Linked DNA regions of Homo sapiens: region 1 is linked to region 2. The links are chromatin loops, found by intact Hi-C in ENCODE. Cell type or tissue: gastrocnemius medialis. All regions are shown on one strand. Each heading gives the region's core, and the rest is flanking DNA. Links, peaks and the distances in the headings are about the cores only.

Evidence for each region. A loop is a pair of places that touch in the nucleus more often than their neighbours do. Peaks named below come from ENCODE experiments on the same cell type or tissue, not always from the same donor. Only the 100,000 strongest peaks of a DNase experiment are listed, where the experiment ranks them.
Region 1: a loop joins it to region 2, with 2.1 times the contacts of the local background. A loop is called at or near these places in 1 of 110 quality-filtered maps.

The regions. Positions count from the first base shown.
Region 1 is chr6:169,136,279-169,147,231 of GRCh38, forward strand. No RefSeq gene overlaps it. Among named protein-coding and RNA genes, the nearest start is that of LINC01615, 21 kb to the right of the region's middle. In gastrocnemius medialis, for the core only: no CTCF peak of the experiment used is centred there; a DNase peak (open chromatin) is centred at 5,573; H3K27ac peaks cover 1,322 bases.
Region 2 is chr6:168,962,525-168,973,477 of GRCh38, forward strand. It overlaps LOC105378145 (a long non-coding RNA gene), which reads left to right and starts at 1,852. Exons shown (of 4, transcript XR_943300.3): 1 at 1,852-1,943; 2 at 2,673-2,828. It overlaps LOC105378146 (a long non-coding RNA gene), which reads right to left and starts at 1,858. Exons shown (of 4, transcript NR_136250.1): 1 at 1,734-1,858. RefSeq lists an enhancer at 41-1,240. In gastrocnemius medialis, for the core only: no CTCF peak of the experiment used is centred there; a DNase peak (open chromatin) is centred at 5,917.

The sequences.
Region 1 (10,953 bases), core at 2,672-7,671, 170 kb after region 2:
TTCAACACTGTGTTAAGAAAGATCATTGATCATGATCAAGTAGGATTTATCCCAGGGATGCAAGGATGGTTTAACATATTCCAATCAATCAATGTGGTACATCATATTGACAGAATAAAAGACAAAAACCGTATGATCATTTCAATCGATGCTGCAAATGTATCTGATAAAGTTCAACATCTCGTCATGATAAAAACCCTCAAAAAAGTGGATATAGAAGGAAAATATCTCAACATAATAAAAGACATATATGACAGACTCACAGCTAGTATCATACTAAATGGGGAAAAACTGAAAGCCTTTCCTCTCAGATCTGGAAAATGACAAGGATATATACCTTCACCACAGTTATTCAACATTGCTCTGGATTTCCTAGCTAGAGCAATCAAATAAGAGAAAGAAATAAAGGGCATCCAAATTGGAAAGGTGGAAGTCAAATTATCTTTGTTTGCAGATTATATGATCTTATATTTGGAAAAACCTAAAGACTCCACCTAAAAAACTATTAGAACTGATAAATTCTGTAAAGTTGAAGGATATAAAATCAATATACAAAAATCAGTGGCATACCTATATGCCAACAGTGAACAATCTGAAAAAGAATAAGAAAGTAATCTCATTTATGATAGCCACAAATAAAATTAAATGCCTAGGAATTAATCAAAAAAGTGAAAGATCTCTACAATGAAAATTATAAAACACTGATGAAATAAATTGAAGAGGACAGATAGAAAATGGAAAAATATTTTATGTCCATGGATTGGAAGACTCAACATTGTTAAAATGTTCATATTATCCAAAGCAATCTACAGATTCAATGCCATCCCTATGAATATACCAATGACATTCTTCACAGTCCTAAAATTCACATGGAATCGCAAAAGACCCAGAATAGACAAAGCTATCCTGAGCAAAAAGAATAAAACTAGAGGAATCACATTACCTGACTTCAAATTATACTACAGAGGTATAGTAACCAAAACAGCAAAGTACTGGCATGAAAACAGACACATAGACCAATGGAACAGAATAGAGAACCCAGAAACACGTCCGCACACCTACAGTGAACTCATTTTTTGACAAAGGTGCCAAAATCATACATGGGGAAAAAGGCAGTCTTTTCAATAAATGGTGCAGAAAGGACTTGATATCTGTATGCAGAAGAATGAAACTAGATCCTTATCCCTCATCATATATAAAAATCAAATAAAAAATGGATTAAAGACTTAAAACCAAGACCTCAGACTATGAAACTACTACAAAAAACATTGAGGAAGCTCACTGGGACATTGGCCTTGGCAAAATTTTCTTGAATGATACCCCACAAGCACAGGCAACCAAGCAAAAATGGACAAATGGGATCACATCAGGTAAAAAAGCTTCTGCACAGCAAAGGCAACAATCAACAAAGTGAAGAGACAACCCACAGAGTGGGAGAAAATATTTACAAACTACCCACCTGTCATGGGATTAATAACCGGAGTATGCAAGGAACTTAATCAACTCTATAGGGAAAAAAAAAACTAATAAACTGATTTAAAAATGGGCAAAATATTTGAATAGACATTTTTGGAAACAAGATATACAAATGGCAAACAGGTATATGAAAAGGTACTCAATATCATTGACCATTAGATAAATGCAGATTAAAACTACAATAAGTCGTCATCTCACCCCAGATAAAATGGCTTTTATCCAAAACTCAGCAATAACAAATGCTGATGAGGATGTGGAGAAAAAGGAACCCTCATACGCTGTTGGTGGGAATGTAAATTAGTACAACCACTATGGAGAACAGTTTAGAGGTTCCTCAAAAACTAAAAATAGAGGCTACCTTATGATCCAGCAATCCCACTGATGCGTATATACTCAAAAGAAAAGAAATCAGTATATCAAAGACACAACTGACCTCCATGTTTGTTGCAGCACTGTTTTCAATAGCTAAGATTTGGAAGCAACCTAAGTGTTTATTATCAGATGAATGGATAAAGAAAATGTGGTACATATACACAATGGAGTACTATTCAGCCATAAAGAAAAATGAGATTCTGTCATTTGCAACAACATGGATGGAAATGAAGGTCATTATATTAAGTGAAATAAGACAGGCACAGAAACATAAACATCACATGCTCTCACTTATTTGTGGAATCTAAAAATCAAAACAATTGAACTCATAGAGATAGAGAGTAGAAAAAATGGTTACCACAGTCTTGGAAGGGTAGTGGTGTGCGGGGTGAGGGAGGTAGGAGGGGATGGTTAATGGGTACAAAAAACATAGAAAAAAGGAATAAGACCTAGTACTTGTAGGCATAACAGGAGGACTATAGTCAATAATCATTTAATTTAATCGCAAATTTTAAAGTAACTAAAAGAGTATAATTGGATTGTTTGTAACAATTCTTGAGGGGAGGGATATCTAATTTTCTATGATATGATTATGAAGCATTGCATGCCTGTACCAAAATATTTAATTCAGCATATATATATATATATATGTTTGCAGATTATATGATCTTATATTTGGAAAAACCTAAAGACTCCACCTAAAAAACTATTAGAACTGATAAATTCTGTAAAGTTGCAGGATATAAAATCAACATACAACATCAGTAGTTACACTATATAGTTACACTATGTATATATATGTAGTGTAACAGCCAAATAATAAAATGAAATAAGCAGCCAAAATAAATAAACAAAATAAAAGAAAAAAACATTCCATTTTTGGAAGAAAATGTTTGCTTTTCTGGAAAATCTCCTTGGAAAATGGAAAAAAAATACAACAATGCAGACAGCATACTATTTGTTGTTATGAAAAAAATTCTTATTGGGAGATCTCGCTTATACCCTCTCAGTACTTCCTGGTGGCTCAGAGGCAGGACCGCTCAGCCTGATGTCAGTGAGGGGTGCAGGGCAAAGGTTAGATCACACATTGGATCCCAGGCTGAGTCTGGAAATAACATGCCTGAAGGAGGGTGGGTTCGCTGGGGAGGAGGACAGAGGCGAGGCTGACGCGTGGAGGCAAGGCCAGAGTTTTTCATGAGCATTTTCTTGGAAGCTGCCAGCGGGCATCTTTGGGGCTCACCGTGGTGAATCCAGCACCCTTCGCTGGGTCAGCCTCTCTCCGTGCCCCGGCCCTCCAGATGCCCAGTGCTCCGCGTCCCCCACAAGTGAGGCCGAGGAGGTCGGCGCCAGGGGAACCAGGGCCGGTGCTGAGCAGCTCCGGTGGAGGCCGTCAGTGGACTTGAGTTTTAAAAAGGCTCCTGCGGCGTGGTCCTGGCCAGCTTCTCTGCTGCTCCGTGGAAAGGCCTCCGGGACAGTGGCCTGAGCTTGGCCTTGCAGGGCTGGGAGCCGGCAACCCGCCCTGGGCACGGACACGCCCTTCATCCCTGACCGCCAGGCTCCAGCCCTGCTGGGGACACTCAAGGCAGGACGCCGGGTCCCCCCGCATGGCCTTTCCGCGGAGCTCTCCGCCGCCGAGGACGCCCAGGCCTGCTTTTCCTGCCACCTCTCCTAGGCCGCGAGCCCGGGCCCCTGGAACTCAGCCACCGAGTCACCTCCGGCACCGGACTCAGCTCTGCGCCCCCGGCCCGCGCTCACCGCGGAGGGGGAAGGAACCACTATGGAGGCTGCACTCCAACGTCCTCCCGAATTCCGCAGCTTCTGGGCTTGTCTTGGTCTAGAATCCTCAGAAAACCATGACTCAAGGCCAAATCCAGCCTGCCGAGTGTTTCTAGATAAAGTTTCATTGGAACGGAGCTGCTTTCCCATTGCGGCGAAGCCAAACCCGTGGTGAACGCACCTGACCTCTCTATCTTCCGAAAGCTTTGCTGATCCCGGCCCGGGCCTCCGGAGCCCCAGGTTCCATTCTGATTTCCTCAGCTCCCGGCTTCTTGCATTCAGTAGCAATAATACCAGGTACACGCATGTACTCTGTAGTGGACGCCTTATTTGCCACTCGCCAAAACCCAGTTTCTCAGGAATGGGAGGGTCTTATCCCCATTTTACAGGAGAGAAAGCTGAGGCACAGGAATCTTAAGTTACTTTCTCAAGTTCATCCGTGAGAGGCAGAGCCATGCTCTGAGCCCCTGGCTGTGTGTCCACGTGCGTTTGCAGGTGTGTGCTCGTATGTGGTGTGTGTATGTGTGCTCTTACCTTGCCATTTGAGAAGATTTAAATCCCCGCCTTAGCATCTACAATCACTCCTTTAAAAAAAAGAAAAAAGAAAAAGAAAAATAGAAAAAAAAAAGAAGATTATTAGCCCAGCATAATAAGTTGTACAGAAGTCAAGGCTCCTGTGCGCCTGCTGGGGTGGCTCAGGCAGCCGTGGGGACCTCCTGTGGGCTTGCCCCCAGGACGGGACAATTCACATTCACATCTTCCTGGGCAGTCCGTGTTCTCAGCGGCTCCACAGGGCTGTGCTTAGTATCAGAAGATTAAAGTCAAACCCGAATGCTGAAAAAGCTCGATCCTTACATAGGTAAGGATGACTGCTGATCTCATATTCCTTGTTCTAAACGTTCACGCAGCGTACTAGCTGATAAGATCGCACACGATTTTGGCTTTAGTTGATGCTGGCTTCAAGGAAAGACTAAGCAACTTGTTTGCAAACTTTGAAATGACGTTTGGAAATCTACGTGCCTGATATACATGCTCCCTAAATTAAGGGTGAATCTGTGTGTCCTTTGGTTTGGGCTCACATTGTCATCACTTTCTCTAAGGGTGAATCTGATCATGTAACCAGTCCCAAGGACTCTCTGTACATCCCTCTCCTCCATCAGTTTGTCCAGCCCTGAGGGGCCATGATTCTGTTATTCAATTAACATTAGCATCAGATTCCAGGCTGGCTGGGGAGAAAAAAGTAGACAAAAGGGCATTATATGGGAGCTCTGGATCACTTACTACCATGGGCGAGAGGTGGGAAGAATATTTCCTGGCATAAGGATTGCACAGTGGGATGATTCACAAATGGGGAAATGGCTCCAGGAACAGATGGATGGACGGTTGGCCATTGCGGTCCTGTGTGCTTGGATGGCACTAGAACGCCCATTTAGGTTAGGGATTCATTTTCTCGCCATCCCTGAAAAATCCACACCACTTCAGGTTTCGTTAAAGAGCTTTGTCACAGGACACCATCCCGTCGGACTCCTGTGCCACGGAAAGCGTGCCAGCCTTCCATGGCGTCTCCTGTATGCTGAAGAGAGATGCCCTCCATGGAGTTATGATAAGAAGAGAATGCTGGAGAGGAATCAGGGCTTTCCAGGCAACCTCTATGGTAGTTCTGGTGTTTTTCACTTTTGAAATACTGCTAATGTTGACCCAATCTCGGGTTACATAAAAAAATAATAATAATAATAAAGTAAACTTGCATGCTTTTCAGCTGAGCTCTTCCTTCTCTATGAAGAATTAACATGACAACTCACATCTGCTCTTGGGATCGGCTGTTGATGGTCCTCTGTGTAATTCGCAAAGACACTCCAACAGGATGAGCAAAGTCACAGCTGCTAAAGTGGGGACTGGTCAGAGCCAATTAGGTCGTCCACTCACCCTGCTTCAGGACAGGATTGTTTACTTTCAGAAGTTGGTCCAAACTCAAGAGTCATGATAGACGCAAGTTGTTCCTGACAAGCAGAGCCTCCCTCCCCGGCGCACAGGGCCTCTTCCTCGTCCACAGTGTGAGCCGGCTGAGGTGGTGGTGTCACGGGGTTGGAGGGTCACCAGCAGCATTGGCATATGTGTGGGCCTGAGCACAGATCATGCTGGAACACGCACAGGGAGCCTTTGCTCAGAAACCAGTTAGCAGCGCAACTCAACACATTTGACAAAGGTCTGCTTCTCTCTCTGCCCCGGCCCTGAATTGCCAACTAAGGCCTTTGCCAGGAGGGCATATCCCCAGCGCCACTGTTTCCCCAGCAACGGGGATGGCTGCATTCATGTATTCCCCCTCAAGGGATCACTGTAGTTTCCCCAGCAATGGGGATGGCTGCATTCATGTTTTTCCCCCTCAAGGGATCACTGTAGTTTCCCCAGCAATGGGGATGGCTGCATTCATGTTTTTCCCCCTCAAGGATCACTGTAGCAATTATGTGTCATGCATTTGCAGAAGCACTGAGAATAAGCAAGTAAAAAGGAAGTTCCTGAAGTGAACTAAACTAGAGCATGCCAAGCGCTATAATTAGATCTGTTCTGGAGGCCGTGGTGCAGAGGAGGGCAGCAGCCCTAATTCGGACAGATGCTGCTCATGGAAGCCCGAGCAAGTCGGTCATGGCTCCCTAGACAGGACATCGCTTATGGCAAATCTCGCTCCTCCATTCCCTCATCCGATGGCTTAGAATGCCAGCAGTTCCTCCCGTTCCTCATCCCCTCGGTACTCCTACCCCCACCAAAGCACGCACCTGCTTCTCAGAGTCCTTGAGGAGGGCCACCTGTCCCAGCAACAAAGGGTCCATGTTCCACAGGAAGCTGAAGCCTAAACCAGGATGAGTGTTGATCCCAGCAGAGATGACGATGCTTCTACCCAAAGGTCAGTTATCATCACATGTATAAACCCACAACAGAAGCAGGTAAGGCAGTAAATATGGACTAAATGCAGTTAATTCACTAATTCTTTCATATAATTGTGTGGTTCTCATCCCTCTTTTCCCAGTCCAACAAGCAGTATTTTTTTCTCACTCTAAGGCTTCCAAAGATATCAACTAAGCTAATTACAAAACGATTTTTAAAAATAGGTATACATCTTTAATAAAGTACATATATTCCTGAAATGCTTCTCTTGAAATAAATGTCTATAGGTGAAATGGGAGTCTCCTGATCCCCCTCAAATAACGTGTAATGGGGGTGTGGCTCACCTGTTCCATCGCCGCCACCATCCAAACCCCTGACCGGAGTGGGAGCATGCAGACAGGCAGGTGCAAGCAGGGACAATTGCTTTGGGCTCCAGCCCTGCAGTAGTGTCTAGGGGTGGGTGCCTGCAGTCCCAGTGTTACCATGTTCTTTTAGCTTTGCCATCCACAGATGGCTTAAGTGTTAACCAGCTCAGTGGACCCTCTGCCTTTTGCAAGGGCCAAGGGCCAGTGTGACAGCTTTCTGTATCCTGAGCTCTTGCGCAGCATCCTGGAAGAATCGGGTCACACACAGATTTGAAGGATGAATGCAGGGTTTTGCTGAGTGGTGGACGTGGCTCTCGGTGGGATGGATGGGGAGCTGGAAGGGAGGATGGAGTGGGAAGGCGATCTTCCCCTGGAGTCTGGCTGTCCAGCAGCCGAAGTCCTCTCCAACCACACCCAGCCGAACTCCTCTCATCATTCAGACACTCCTCCTCTTCTCTCTTTCTCTGCTGCCTTGTTCTGCTGTCTATCTGCTTGTCTCCTCACCTGCTCATCTGCTTCTGGAGCCTGGGGTTCAGGGTTTATATGGGTACAGAATTGGGGGGAGGTGTGGTGGGCCAAAGGCAACTTTTTCGGCTCAAAAACAGAAAAGCCTTTTCCCACTTAGGGCCATGGGTCTCCAGGCTTGAGGGTGGGGCCTTTGCTGGGGGAACTGCCTTCTTCTACGCCATATTTTCTTGTCTCCTGTCTATAACAGGTGAAGCAGCTTCTCTGTTGAATTACATTTTAGTTTAGGAAAATACTTTTGCAACTATTTCTGCTGTGAACTGTGGAGAGAAAAGAGAAGCTATCAAGCATAAATAGTTTTCTTCTTCTTAGTGGAGCTCAGAAATGTATGGGGAAAGAGTTGTTTACATTTTCATAAGAATTTCCTTTATTCAAATTTTAAGAACACACAGTGAATTTATTTTTTTATTATATTGATATTGTTGTATAATGAAAACTAATTTCACAACCTTTTACAATAGTTTACATTGTTTACATTTTATTTAATTCACATTTTGAAAAAGTAGAATCCAGTTAGCTGATATGAGCAAACACACTTCAGTTGGCAGATGTCTCCTTCACAATGAAATAAACCTTCAAGAGAGGACAGGAGGTACAGAAGACGCCCAGGGGTACCCTACAGTGAGGGCTGCCAGGAGAAAATATCCCTATTTTCCAAGATGCTTTGATTCTTTTAATACAGGTGACTTCGATTTTGTCTTAATTTCTTCTTACCTCTTTGGGATTAAAACACCTTAAGCAGAGTAAATGACAGAGCTGCACACATCTGCTGTTCCTGATTTATCTCAGTGCAGTGGGTACCTCCACATGGTTGAGATGCAGAATTCTTTACCAAGAGGTCATGCTGTCAAAGACAACATATGTTGTGCAGCTCTGCAAATAATTCTTCCAGCATTTGCTATTCACCAGGCAGAGGAGGCCAGTGATCTAGAAAGCATTTCCTACTAACTTCCTCAGCCTCATCCCTGCTCACCCATGCCCATAAGCCCAGCCTTCCCTTCTCTATGGGTCCAGGTATTCAGGAAGGAACAGAAAGTTGGCTTCCGGAATTGCTTTTTATTAAAATATCAGTTTAGAGTTATTTTCTTTGTTTTAAATAGAAAATACGAAAGACAAATCTTGTGATTGCCTGTCAAGAGAGCTTATCCAAGGCACAAGCTGACCATAGGGCAGTATTTAAACTTCTGCATCTCACTCAGCCGCCTTCTGCCCCTTTGCAAAGCAGCTCGAATGCAGGCGTGCGCTTGCTGTCTCTGCCTGGGCTGCTCCTGTGGGGCTGGGTGCACCCGCTCCAGCAGTTCAGGTCTTCACTGGATAGGAGTCTCTATCCACAGTAACATGCCCTTCTCTGTGACTCTCTAGTTTTCTGTCTTTTCACCCATAGCCTCTGATATATAATATATTACTATGCATCTTTCCGCTTGAAAGTAAACTCAATAATAACAAGGAACTTGACTGTTTTGTTCACTGCTGTATCTCCATTCTCTGGAATAAACATACATTAATTTAAAACATAAATTAATAAATGATTTATTAATAGGTTAATGAATACACTGTAATACACATGGAATACACATGGCTGAGACTCTGCAGCCATAGACTCGTGATGATGTTGTGCTGAATAAGCTCTTCTGGACACTCTTGCTAAGCCCATAACTAAATAGTCAGCAACTAAAAAACTTATCCCATTTTAAGTGATATGTAAAATCACAGAACATAAAAAAGAAATGAATCTTAAGCTACCTCCATCGGAGTCAGGGTCACAAATTCCTATTTTATGGGGATTATGGTCTCTGAAATATTTCAGAATTACAGAAACAATCAAAAAATGCCTTCCAGACATGAATCTGAATGGTAGATTCTCCATCAACACAGACATTCTGTTTTGGTATCAGTGACTCCCAGGCTGGATCAGCAACCATCTCCCACATGCCTGGAATAACTGCTGGCTGCGTCCGTCACAGGCTGGTGGTGGTTATTTGGAGAGATGTTTACATGTCTCAAACCTCCACACAGGCAAGAGATAAATTCTCCGAAGAATTAAAACATACATTCTGAATTGGACTCAAGAGAAAAATCCTGTGGATTCTTAACCCCAGGCAAAATGCAGACCATATAATGAATACAATGTGTTTTCGGGGGGCGGGGAGGGGCGGGGAGAAACATCACCACCACCAGCAATGCACTTTTTCAAGGTCTTTGGCAGAAACTGATATATAAACAGATTTTTTAAAGCAACTAACCTCAGAATTGTTTATTTCATTCTCTTTAAAAAGAAAGGATCATCTATTTTATCAAAGCACAGTGGAACAATTTCCTTCTTTCAGAAATGAAATAACAAAGATGCATTATTCCCTGCGGTGGGAGCAAGTGTCTTTCCTCATTTCCCCATCAGCCGCCATCTGCACACGTGGCTCCAGCAACGGCCTGTGCTTCATGGCTGGGAGTCAGCACAGCACATGGTAAAATTCATCACAAGTTTCTCTTTGGATGCAATCCAGAAAGAAAAGGATTTCAGATTTAGAGAAAAGGAATGGGTGGTCAAGGGATTCTAAAATTCAGTCTTCAAAACAAGCTGGAGCCTTGCGTGCCTTCACCGTCCACAGAAACACAACAGTTATTAAATGCAGCATCCGTGTGTTCCTTTCCACGCCAACTGCATATGGCAGCAGGTTCTGCCTTGTGTCTGTGGCTGCTCTGGAGGCGGTGTCTCAGTGGTCAGAGACGCCTATGCTTTACCCACAAACAGACTCCCTGATGTGGTTTGGCTGTGTCCCCATTCAAATCTCAACTTGAATTGTATCTCCCAGAATTCCCACATGTTTTGGGAGAGACCAAGGCAGAGGTAATTGAATCATGGGGCTGGTCTTTCCTGTGCTGTTCTCATGATATAAGTAAGTCTCACGATATCTGATGGGTTTATCAGGGGTTTCTGCTTTTGCTTCTGCATCATTTTCTCTTGCTGCCACCATGTAAGAAGTGCCTTTCACCTCCCATCGTGATTCAGAGGCCTCCCCAGCTGTGTGGAGCTGTAAGTCCAATTAAACCTCTTTTTCTTCCCAGTCTCAAGTATGTCTTTATCAGCTGCAGGAAAGTGAACTAACACCCCTCCCCCTTCTTGGTGTCCACACACACTCAGGGCTCATGCTCTGGATTCTCTGCATTCTCAAGTTTGAAGCTCTGTTCCTACCCCTTGTCCTTTCCCCTCTCCATAGCCTCCAGAAAGTCCATGGCAAAGCCTGACACTTTCTATCATTTCTCTCAAAACCAGCCCAGTCTTTCCAAGCTCATTTCATCCCCCACCCAGCTCAGGTAATGAGGCCCACCAAGGTAGAGGCTGAGAGCCAGAGGGATGTGGAAACCGAAAGTAAAATTCTAAGCCTCAACCATCCAAATGGACCCCTCCTCTCGGCCAAGGCCATTGGGAAGATAACTTGAAAAACTAGTTCAGGCCATGATGGGAAGAGAGAGTCAGATGTGCCTTATCATACCCTCCTCTCTTTTGGAATTACTGATAGAACAAACTCTTTAAGTCTCATAAGAAACATTTACAGTC
Region 2 (10,953 bases), core at 3,946-8,945:
TCAGACCTTGGCAATGGTTTTGAGCAGTAGGATATAAATAACTCCCACAAGCTTAGCGTTCCAATAATGGAACACTAGGCATAAATGGGTTAAGGGCATCTTTATTTCATAGTAGGCTTGTTAGGATTTTTCTCAGTTCATAAATTAAGGGTAGAGAAAGCACTCCTCCCCCAAGGGGAGGGTGAATTCCCACTCTTCCTCCGGGATCTTCCCTGGGAGAGGGCCCTTTTTTAGCTAGCGTGGTGGTGAGCCGGGTTAGAGGTTGTCTCTGAAGAAGTTAAGCGGTTGGTATTTCCTCCCATGTGCAGTTCTTCTGAAGCTTGGTCCTCGGGCAGGGAGGAGGCAGGTCCTCGGGCAGGGGGCAGGGAATCGAAGACCTGCGTGGTCACAGGGGAAGAGAAGAGAAAGGTCCCGGCAAGACAGTGTACATCTAGGGTCGGCTTCCAAAGGACCGGCAAGTGACAACACGGAAAATGTGAAGACAAGCCCAGGGTCATCTTCCGACTCTCCATGTGTTCGTGATGAACCGGAAGTGACGTCACCCTCTGGCATTGTCTTTCGACTCTCAGTGTTCGTGATGATCCAAAAGTGACTTCACCCTCTGGCAACTCATCATTCCAACCCAGAGGGCCAGGCCATGAGGGGCCACGACTAAGCAGCTACATGTGTAAAGCACTCCAGATAGTGCCTGGGACGATCAAATTACTCTAAAGTATATGTGTTGCCCATATAAACTTGTCATACTGTGGGAAATGGTACTGTGGGTTCCGACTTAGAGCCTAATTTTAAGCCTTCTGCTTCAGAATGCAAAGGAAATTCATAATAAATTCCTAACCAGTTTATAGCTGATGTCTGCTTTCAGGGAGCCTGTTTTCAATGGAGAGTCTCCCTTTGTTTCTGACCCACAGTGAGTCGAGCTCTCTCTGATTTTACACAGCAAATTGGTTCCTATGCTGTTCTTCACTTCTTAGAATCCCATCAAAAAGAACACAGAGTAACTGCCTATAGAATCAGGTTCATTGGAGACTGGGAAAACTGGTGAAAGTCAACCAAACATAGAGGCATGGAAGAGTTATAGAAGAAGTTATACAGGAAGATATTCAGTTGGTCTCCACTTCTGAGATGGCTCATTTTTTAATACCTGAGTCTAAACCACATCATGTTTCTATTTTAGTTCCTTTTAGAATTAACATACCTTTATTCACGTCTGATACACTTCAGAACTTTGGCGCAAACCATCTGTTTGGGTCTTAGACTCTTTTCCTTGGACTTCCACCGGGGCTTGCCCGACGCCAGTGGACATAGAGCATGAAAAGGCTTCCTTTATTTGTCACATCCTAGTTTCCTTCTGTTTGAATTGTTGTCAGTTGATACATTAAGGGTAGAGGAAGCACTCTTCCTCCAAGGGGAGGAGAATTCCCGCTCTCCCTCTGGGTTCTTCCCTGGAGAGGGCCCTTTTTAGCGAGGAGTGGTGATGAGCAGGGTTAGAGGTCTCTCAGAGGAGGTTAAATTGGCCCTGTACTTTCTCCTCAGTAATTCCTGAGTTGCACCTCTGCATAAACACACGCAGTCTGACATGGAAGCCTGACTCGGCTGGAATCTGATCTCACCTCTCCTCCCTGTGCACTTGCAGGGACCTCAGCCTCTGCGGGCAGCCCTTTGGGCACCAGAGCCTTTCCTGACCCGGCTCCTGGCCACTCTCCCTAGAGGCTTTACCTAGGGGAGCTCCCTACCGTTTCCCCAGCGAGGAGGAAGCCAGGCCCCTCTTGGGAGAGGTCGGTGATCCAATCCAGGTGACGGGGTCGGTGGAGAAGTTCTCTCAAAGAATGTATCAGACGTAAAGGTCAGGAAGTGTCTAGCATTCCGGAACACTGGGAATTGTGATGACAGCATGACTGTGTGTCCCGGGAGAAGATCTGCTCCGTGGTCTAATGGAATCTATGGTAGATGAAAGTGTCTCATAAAAGGGTTTTTTACTGAATTTGGAAAATTCATGTTTCAGCCAAATGAATCAGAAAAGACTTTCTTTTCTTTTTTTAGCCAGAAGTGTCCATATGTTTTCAGATGCACTAGCAAAGCAAAAGCACAGAAACATCAATTTTCTAAAAGAAGGGCAAAACCACATTTTCTCCCTGGAAAAACTCAAGAGTTGAGAAAGGGAAATTGGACATGTCATTTGGGATTATACTGAGGCAAAGTTGCCATCTGAACAGAAACTATCATTGGCAAATGCAACGTTGCCACCCTCACATCTTCCAGAAACGGCTCCTGACAAGGCTCTGACCCTCACTCACGGATGGTTTCTTGATTCCTTGGTTGGTTTATAATGGCACAGGAGAATGCTCAATAAACGTGATCTCTCACAAATAAAGTGAGCATTCCAACAGGCGGTTCAAGCCTCAAGCATTTTTAGACAGAGCTGGGTGACTTTGTACTTTTAGGATATAGCTGAGTGAATCACTTTGAAGGTGGAGAACAAAGAGAGGGCCCATCATTGCGGAACACAGAGCTCTGGGGGTGAGGATGCTTGGGAGAGAGGCACTGCCCGCTCCAGTTGCATCGTGGACAGCACGCGTAACACAGCCTAGCCAGGCACTGGAGCAAGGTGATGAGCCTTCTCCTCGCTTCACAATCATAATCCTTCTGTTTTCCATTCATAAATGTGTTTCTAGATTTATCCACTCATCTGTATTCAAGCCAAATCTTCATGGTGAAATCCTAAGCAATCTGGCAGTTGGTGGAAAATCGGTATTTTTCAAGTCACTTGAATTGTTCAATGGTCACAAGAAACTACTAGTTGCTTATTTTAGTGAATTATGCTGCATTCAGTAAGTACCCAACATATGTATAACTGGCAAGTTTTACAAACCTTTGTTACTGAATCAGATCAAGGATAATGATAAGCTCAGCTGGCACCTTTCCCACTGCCAGGGAAAGGACTATGTTTATATGTTAAATATTTACCAAGTGGAAAGCACATAATCATTCATTTAATCCAGGCAAATTGAATGACTACTATGTGATGGTTACAACAATGAAACCACAATAGCCCTTCTCTCCAGTAGTCACATCTGCTGTTTCCTGAGAATGACAATATGATTCTTTTACAAGTGTTCTGTAATCAAAACACTTTACACGGGGACTTTAGAAATTCTCATATTGCAGACTTTACTTATTGCAGATGAAGAAACAGACCCAAAGAGGTGAACTCACTCATGAAAATTTCTGGAAGTTAGTAAAAAATAGTTATTGTTATTATTAGAGTGCTTTATTATTGTAACTACAAGATAGTTGTTGAGAACCTAGACAAAGCAAGCTCTGAGACACACCTCTTATGGGTGTAAATTGATACCATTACATAGCAAAGTCACTTGCATTATCTAACCAAATTAGTTTATTTAACTAAATTGGCATTACTGAAAGCTAGAAATCCCACTCCAAAGTATATAAATTCAACTCACAGCTTTCAACCTTTTTTTAATGATAAAAAACAGAAAACATTTAATATCATAAGACAAAACACAGTTATATAAAAGTTTCACAAAACATTAATTTTGCTTACTTTGTGCAATGCAATCTGATTTTTATTGTTTTCTTTTTCCTCCCCTCTCCTCTTTTCTCTGCTGTCTTCCCTTCCCTTCTCTTCCACTGAATTTTATTTATTGAATTAAATAATATTTTCACCACCTATTAAATGTATTTAATGATCCACTAATGGATCAAACTCTTAATTTGAAAAATGCTGCCTGAGAAGAATTATTGTTCTTGTTGCCAGAAACACAAAAATGTGCAAAGCAATGTCAGCAAGAGCAGAAATGTGGAACTATCACAAATGACATGGTTAAAAGGGGCAGTCATAAAATGGAACATTAAATGTGAAGGAAAGTTAGTGAACTATAGGTGTACTTATCTCAGATGTTTCTCAAAAACCAAATGAGTAAAAAACAAGTTCCAGAAGAATGTGTATAGTATATCTACATTTATTTGTTAGTCAAAAACCAACTGAATAATGAATTACCCAGAAATCATATATACAGCAAAGTTATTTAAAAAGCAGGAATGATTTATGCAACATTTAGAATAACTTTTACCCAGGTGGAGGAGAAAGTGGAGGAAAGATAGTGTATTCACAGTTTATGATGTGCATAGGTGTGGATTTTTTTGCATCTATCCCCTTGGGGCTTCAGTGTCTTGTACCTGTCCGTTGCTTTTCATCAGATTTGTGACATTTCCACTTTTCTTTCTTCAGATGGTTTTCTCTTCCCTACTCTCTCCTGACGACCTGATTACATGCCTGTTGGGCCTCTTGACACTGGCACACAGCTCAGTTTTTATTCATCTTTATTTTCTAAGCTTTAATTTACATAGTTTCTACAGATAGACTTTCAAATTTAATCATCTTTCTTCAGCATTCTCCATTCTGTGGTCCGGCCTATCCAATGTATTTTTTGGAGTTCAGATGTTATAACTTTGTGATCTAGAATTTCCATTTGGTTCCTTTTTCTAACTTGCTTTTCTCTGTTCTCATTCTTCATCTGTTCACTTGTTCTTTCCTTTTCCCCCTAAAAATACTTGAATATCTTTATAATAATTATCTTCAAAGTTCTGTTTGCTAGCTCGAATTCTGGAACCAGAAGAACATTCTGTTAGTGTCCTTTTTTTTTCCTCTTGTTCATGAGCCCCATGTCACTTTGCACACCTCTGAATTTTTAATGGTGTATAAAACATTGTATATAGAAGGGAATTGGAATACTCTAATGTTTTGTTTTGTGTTTATCTGATTTCCAGAGAATGTGAGCTCTTTTCTGTGTCTGTGGAGTAAAATGAGGAAGTTATCATCAGGTTTTACCAAAAGTCATGTTGAACCAGTGCTATGCTGTTACTTTTATAAGAATGAGCTCGCTTGCACTGAGGACAGCCTCAAGCCTTCCACTTCCCCACTGTGGCCCCAGTGGAAGGACCGGTCTATTATATTTTCATCATAGAGTGTTTGATCCAGAAAGAGGCCAGGTTCAGCTGTATCAGGCCCTCAATTCCACACACCATGAGAATAAGCAAGACTGTGCAAATTCTGTTTTTCAGTTTCTATTTCACTGACTTTTTCTTTTTTCCTTTTTCCATAAAGTTGATTTTGTGCCATGGATAATATTCAGCATAAACAAATTATTGTTTCATTTGGTAATCTTCCAGATTCTAATCCATCCCACCATGTCCACCATTGCTAATAGCCTGGCTGAACTTACCTTGACCTTGGAGAGTCTAATATTCTTTAAAAGGCCTCTTCTGCTGCTTCCATGATTGAGAGACCCGTGTTTTGTCCCCTGGAACTTCCAAGGCTCTCTAATAATCTACAAAGTGTTTCTCTTGTCTAAATCAGTTCAACAATGCCTTTCTCTTTTCACCATTCATGAATATTCTCATAGATAAGGATAGTTATTGTATATTCATTCTTCTTTTAATGTTTTTTATTATTTCCACAATCAAACATTACAAGTATGTATTGTTTTCAAATATCAATGCACAACGTAAGAGCATATACTAACATTAAAAATTGTATATAATAAAACTGACTATGAATATAGGCGATGGTTCTATTCATCTTGTTTTATGTTTACTACTCAGAATACTGAGCAAAATTTAATACGTTTTGAATTGTCTGTACAATGTTAGTAGCTTTAGACTCTGTGAGGTTGGCAGGTAATAACAGAGAGTGTTGCTTTCTATTAAAATAGACTCTAAATAACTATCGATGAGCATGAGTGTGTCAGTATTTACCAAAGCAGCTGTGGCTGTAACTCCGTTTGTTAGGTCACCATGGTGATAAAGCTGAGGTTGCGGTTTCATCACGTGGGACCAATTAGTTTCACCCTGTTCTCCAGTCACACGTGACATTCCCCTTTCTACTCACTTGGCTGACTTCACTGAGGAGACACTGGGTGACAGAATGCAGATAGATCAGCACACATGTGTTGGTGACTCAGGCATCGGCACACGCGTGTTGGTGACTCATGCATCGGCACATGCGTGTCTGTGAATCATGCCTGGTCATGTATGTATCTTCATACAAATGATTAAAAGTTTATGTAAATACTGATATTATGTAGATATTATTACTACATAAATTAAGTTGAAGTTTGATGGTTGGCGAGGAAACTACTCAGTGACACAAAATATAGTCCTTTAGTCCAGAGCAATATGTTTTTGTATTGTCAAATCATTTTTGTATTAAAAATGCCTGGGGCTTCATTCATAGTAGGCTTTCCTCACATATTGTGGAATTGAGGTTGTTTCTCTAAATATGGACGCTTACGATGGGGTAATTATCTCTATTTGAAAAGTTATTTTTAAATACTTACTGACCTTTTTACTTGATTAGAACTAAAATGACGAAAGTTACTATAACTTACAAGCTAGCATAACTAATGTGCTACCAAATGCTTAAAGAATGACAACATACAGGTATTCCCACTGAATGTTGCCTTAAAGAATGATGGCAGAAGTTTAGAATACCTATTATGCTTAGAATGGAATGGACATAGGGGTGGATTTTCTACCTCATCTTTGGCATTTTTGAAGAAGCTAAGTGCTGCACAAGACTGATAGAAGCTCACAGACTGCTGTGTAGTTTTTAAAACATCTTAATGGTATCTCTTTCTCTCTTCACACACATGGACACACTTCTATACACACAACTTTAAATTAAATAGAAATAATCCTTTTTGGTTAGTTTATTGTAATTATCATTAAAATTAAAAACAAATATTCTATGCAGACATACTCAGAAATATTCCCAAACTTCAACCCTGAAAAAATGACTATATGCTTTACATATAAAATATTTGCAAAAGTTCATTGAGAACTGATTATCCTTAGACTAGACCATAGTTTTAATGGCTCTGCAAGTGGCTCAAGTGGCAAAGAGAGAAATCAAACCCACCTCCCAAAGTTTCTTCCAAAAATGAGAATAAAAGATGAGACTGTTATCTTCTATTGAGTATCTTCCACTGAGTCCTGTTTTGTTTTTGTTTCTTCCTTGGGCCCCTTTGGCTTTCTTTCTGTTTTTAAATGTTTTGTTTTTTGATGTCATTTAATTTTTTTGTTTTATTTTTGTAAAATGTATGATCTATGAACACATCCAGTTTTCATGTCAAGGTTACCATTTCTGAAGTAATACTGCACACTTTTTAATTCGCTGGTTTGATAAGGCCTTTCTTACACGAATCTTTGAAATAAGAATTATGTGATCAGTTAGCTTTATCTGTAATCGTCACTAGGTAGTTTAGTAAATTCTATCATCCTGGGAGATAAAATAGTATATTTTCCCATGTCTTAAAAAAAAAGGGAAGTGACTTGTGAATATATCTAAGAAAATAACTGATATTTTAAAAATCATTCTATCACTGATGCATTTTGTTATGACTATGAGGCTTCCTAAGTATCATTTGGAACCTGTATTAGATTAAGAGATAGTTAAAATGCACTGCGTAAGAGAAAAATAGAAATTTTAAAGATAGAGGGAAAGGATATTGGAGGAAGCTAAAAGGCAAAGAATCCCTGTACCTGATTATCATATATATTCCAAGTTGAAAAGGGAAATATGAAAAGTTTACTTCTAGGAGCAAAGAGGTCTGCTGTTCACTGTTTAAATATGCGGCTTTAATGACCTGCTCAGGTGGGCTATAATACACCTCCACCCATGAGTCTGTAATGAGCATGCGTTATAGAAAAATAGAGTGTGATAGGAAGTTATCATGGGCTGTAATATACCTTCACTGATGAGTCTGTAATGAGCATGCGTTATAGGAAAATAGAGTGTGACAGGAAGTTATCAAGGTTTTGAAAGAGGTGATATATTACAGACAGTGGAGACAGAGTGATGAAAGCACCGAGCATCGGATGTTAAGGTCAACAGCAGATTGGATCAGTGGAGCCCAGCACGGCAATAAGTGGTGCAGCTGGCATTCAAGGGTTTGGGAGGAACCAGGTCATGAAGAGCCTTTAGTGCCATTAACTGGGTCAGCCCTTGTGATTTCGACAGATCATGGAGATGTATCTATATAAACACAAATTGAGAGAGACTAGATTGGGTTAGGGAGACATACCCAACACACACACACACACACACACACACACACACACACACACACGCATGCACAATCTTTGCCAGTTTGGGCTGCTATAACAAAAACATGAATTTATTTTCCACAATTCTAGAGGCCAGAAATCCAAGATTAGGGCACCAGTATGGTCAGGTTCTGTCGAGGGCCTTCTTTCTGGCTTGCAAAGGGGTGCCTTTTTCTGTAACCTTACACAGTAGAGAGAAAGAGAGAGAGCTCTGATCTCTTCATTGCCTTCCAAATGCACTGATCCCATCATGGGGGCTTGGCTCCAGTCTTATGCCCTCATCTAAACCTAATTACCTCCTAAAGGCTGCATTTCCAAATGCCAGTACATTGGGGATTAGAGCTTCAACATCTGTATTCTAGGGCGACACAGTCCTTCAGTTTATAGCATTTCTCCCTGTCCCTCCAAATTTTACATCTTCTCACATGCAAAATATATTCATTTCATCTCAACTGCTTTAAAAATCTGAACTTGTTGTATCAGAAACTCTAAATTCCAAAGTCCAAAGCTTCAACTACATAACCTCTAAGTCAGATTTAGGTGAGACATGAGGTAGAATTTATCCTAGGCGAAATTTCTTTCCAACTATGAACATGTGAAACCAAATAAGCTACGTGCTTACAAAACACAATGGTGGAACAGACATAGCATGGATACTGCCCTTCCAAAAGGGACAAACAGGAGACAAAAATGGAGTGATGGGTACCAAGCAGGACCTGGTGAAGTAGAGGCCCAACTTTTGGTCCACTGGGGCAGCACACTTGTCTGCACAGCTCTGCTGGGCAGGGGCCATGCCCCCAGGACTCCGATGTGTGGTGGCCCTGACCCTAGGCTGCAGGTGACCTAATCTCCACAGCATTGGGTGTAGGCTATTTTGTTTCTTAAGACCCAGGTAATATCCCCCCTCTTTTAAAACTGAAGAGGCAGCCCTGGTCATCTCTGAATTACTATTTGGGTCATTCTTTCCTTTGCTTGACGTACAGTGCACATTGGCAGCTAAACCGCTCTATAGCCCTATTCTGTGATTGCAAGTTCAGCAGTCTTCCTGCATTCTGTTCCATTTCTGTCCCCTTCAGCTAAAAACTGGCAATTGTCCTGGTAGTGTGGTTGACTAGGTCCAGGGCTCATATCCACACTAATCTCGTGTCAAATACTCAGCTTGCCCCACCTCGAGTGCTCTCTTCCTGACATGCTTTTTTATTTTTGTAATATGTACAGGTTTAGAATTTCCAAATCTTCAAAATCTGGTTCCTTTTGGTTAACAATTCAATCTTTATTTCTGTCTTCTTGCATTTTACTGTAATCAGTCAGGAGGAACTAAGCCACTCCTTCAATCCTTTTCTTAGAAATCCACTCAGCTAAATATCCAATTCCAACACTCAGAAGTTCTACCTTCCACAAAACATTAGAACATGAACACAACCCAGCAAATTTCTTTGCCACTTTGTAACAAAGATCCCCTTTATAACGTGTTCTTCATTTTCTTCCTGAGAACTCATCAGAAGATTGTTTATTAACAATATTTCTATCAACATCCTACACATGATTACATTTTATCTCTAAGAAGAGGGACGTTTTATCTGCAGCCTTCTTTTCTTCCTTAGCTCTCACCAGAATTGCCTTTAGCAATCCCTTCAGAGCCGCATCAGCTTTTTCTAGCATGGGCCTTAAAACTTTTCCAGCCTCCACCCATTACCCAGTTCCAAAGCTGCTTCCACATTTTTAGATATTTGTTACAGCAGAACTCTCATCTGATACCAATTTCTGTTTTAATCAATTTGGGCTGCAGTAACAAAAAATGCCATAGACTGTTGGCTTATACAATAGAAATTTATTTCTCACACTTCTGAAGGCTGGAGGTCTGAGATCAGGGCACCAACATGATACGGTTCTGGTGAGTGCCCTCTTTCAGGTTTGCAGACAGCTGCCTTTTGCTCTAGCCTCACATAGCAGACAGAGAGAGAGAGAGAGAGGAGCTCTGATCTCTTTATCCCCTCGTAAAGGTACTAATCCCATGAGGGAGGCTCCACTTTCATGATCCCATCTAACCCTAATCACCTCCCAAAGGCCCTACCTCCAAATATTATCACACTGGGGTACTGAGGATTTGGACCTCAACCAACATATGGATTTTGAAGGGGACATAGACACAAACATTTCCTCCCTTTCTCTCTCTTTCTCCATATGCACGCACACACACATACATATATACAACACATATAAGTACACACACACACATATACAAACACAAACATTTCCTCCCTTTCTCTCTCCATACACACACACAAACACATACGCATATATACACAAACACATACACATATATACACACACATATGTATATACAAACACAAACATTTCCTCCCTTTTTTCTCCATACACACACACACAAACACACACACACATATATGTACAAATACAAACATTTCCTCCCTTTTTCTCTCTCCATACACACACACACACACACTTATATGTATATGTATATGTATATGGTTCCATTTTGCTTAACAATTTTATCTTCAATTCACTCCCATAAATAAATTTTGTTTTCTTTTTGCTTAACCAGAAAATGAGTATTATAATTTTTTCCACTCCTAAAGGAACGTCAAAGCCTATCTAGTGTTGTAATATGTTAGAATATTCAAGAGCCTTTTCAGGACACAGTCTAGTGAAACATTTTACAGGAATTTAGATCATTGCACTGAGCATTTAGGAAAATGACCAGATTTTTCTTGAGGTGTCACTAAGTCTCTGGAACAAATGGCATTCCTTAAACATTCCTAATTGGCATTCAATTTATAAGAACAGGACCTAAATTTGAACAAGGCT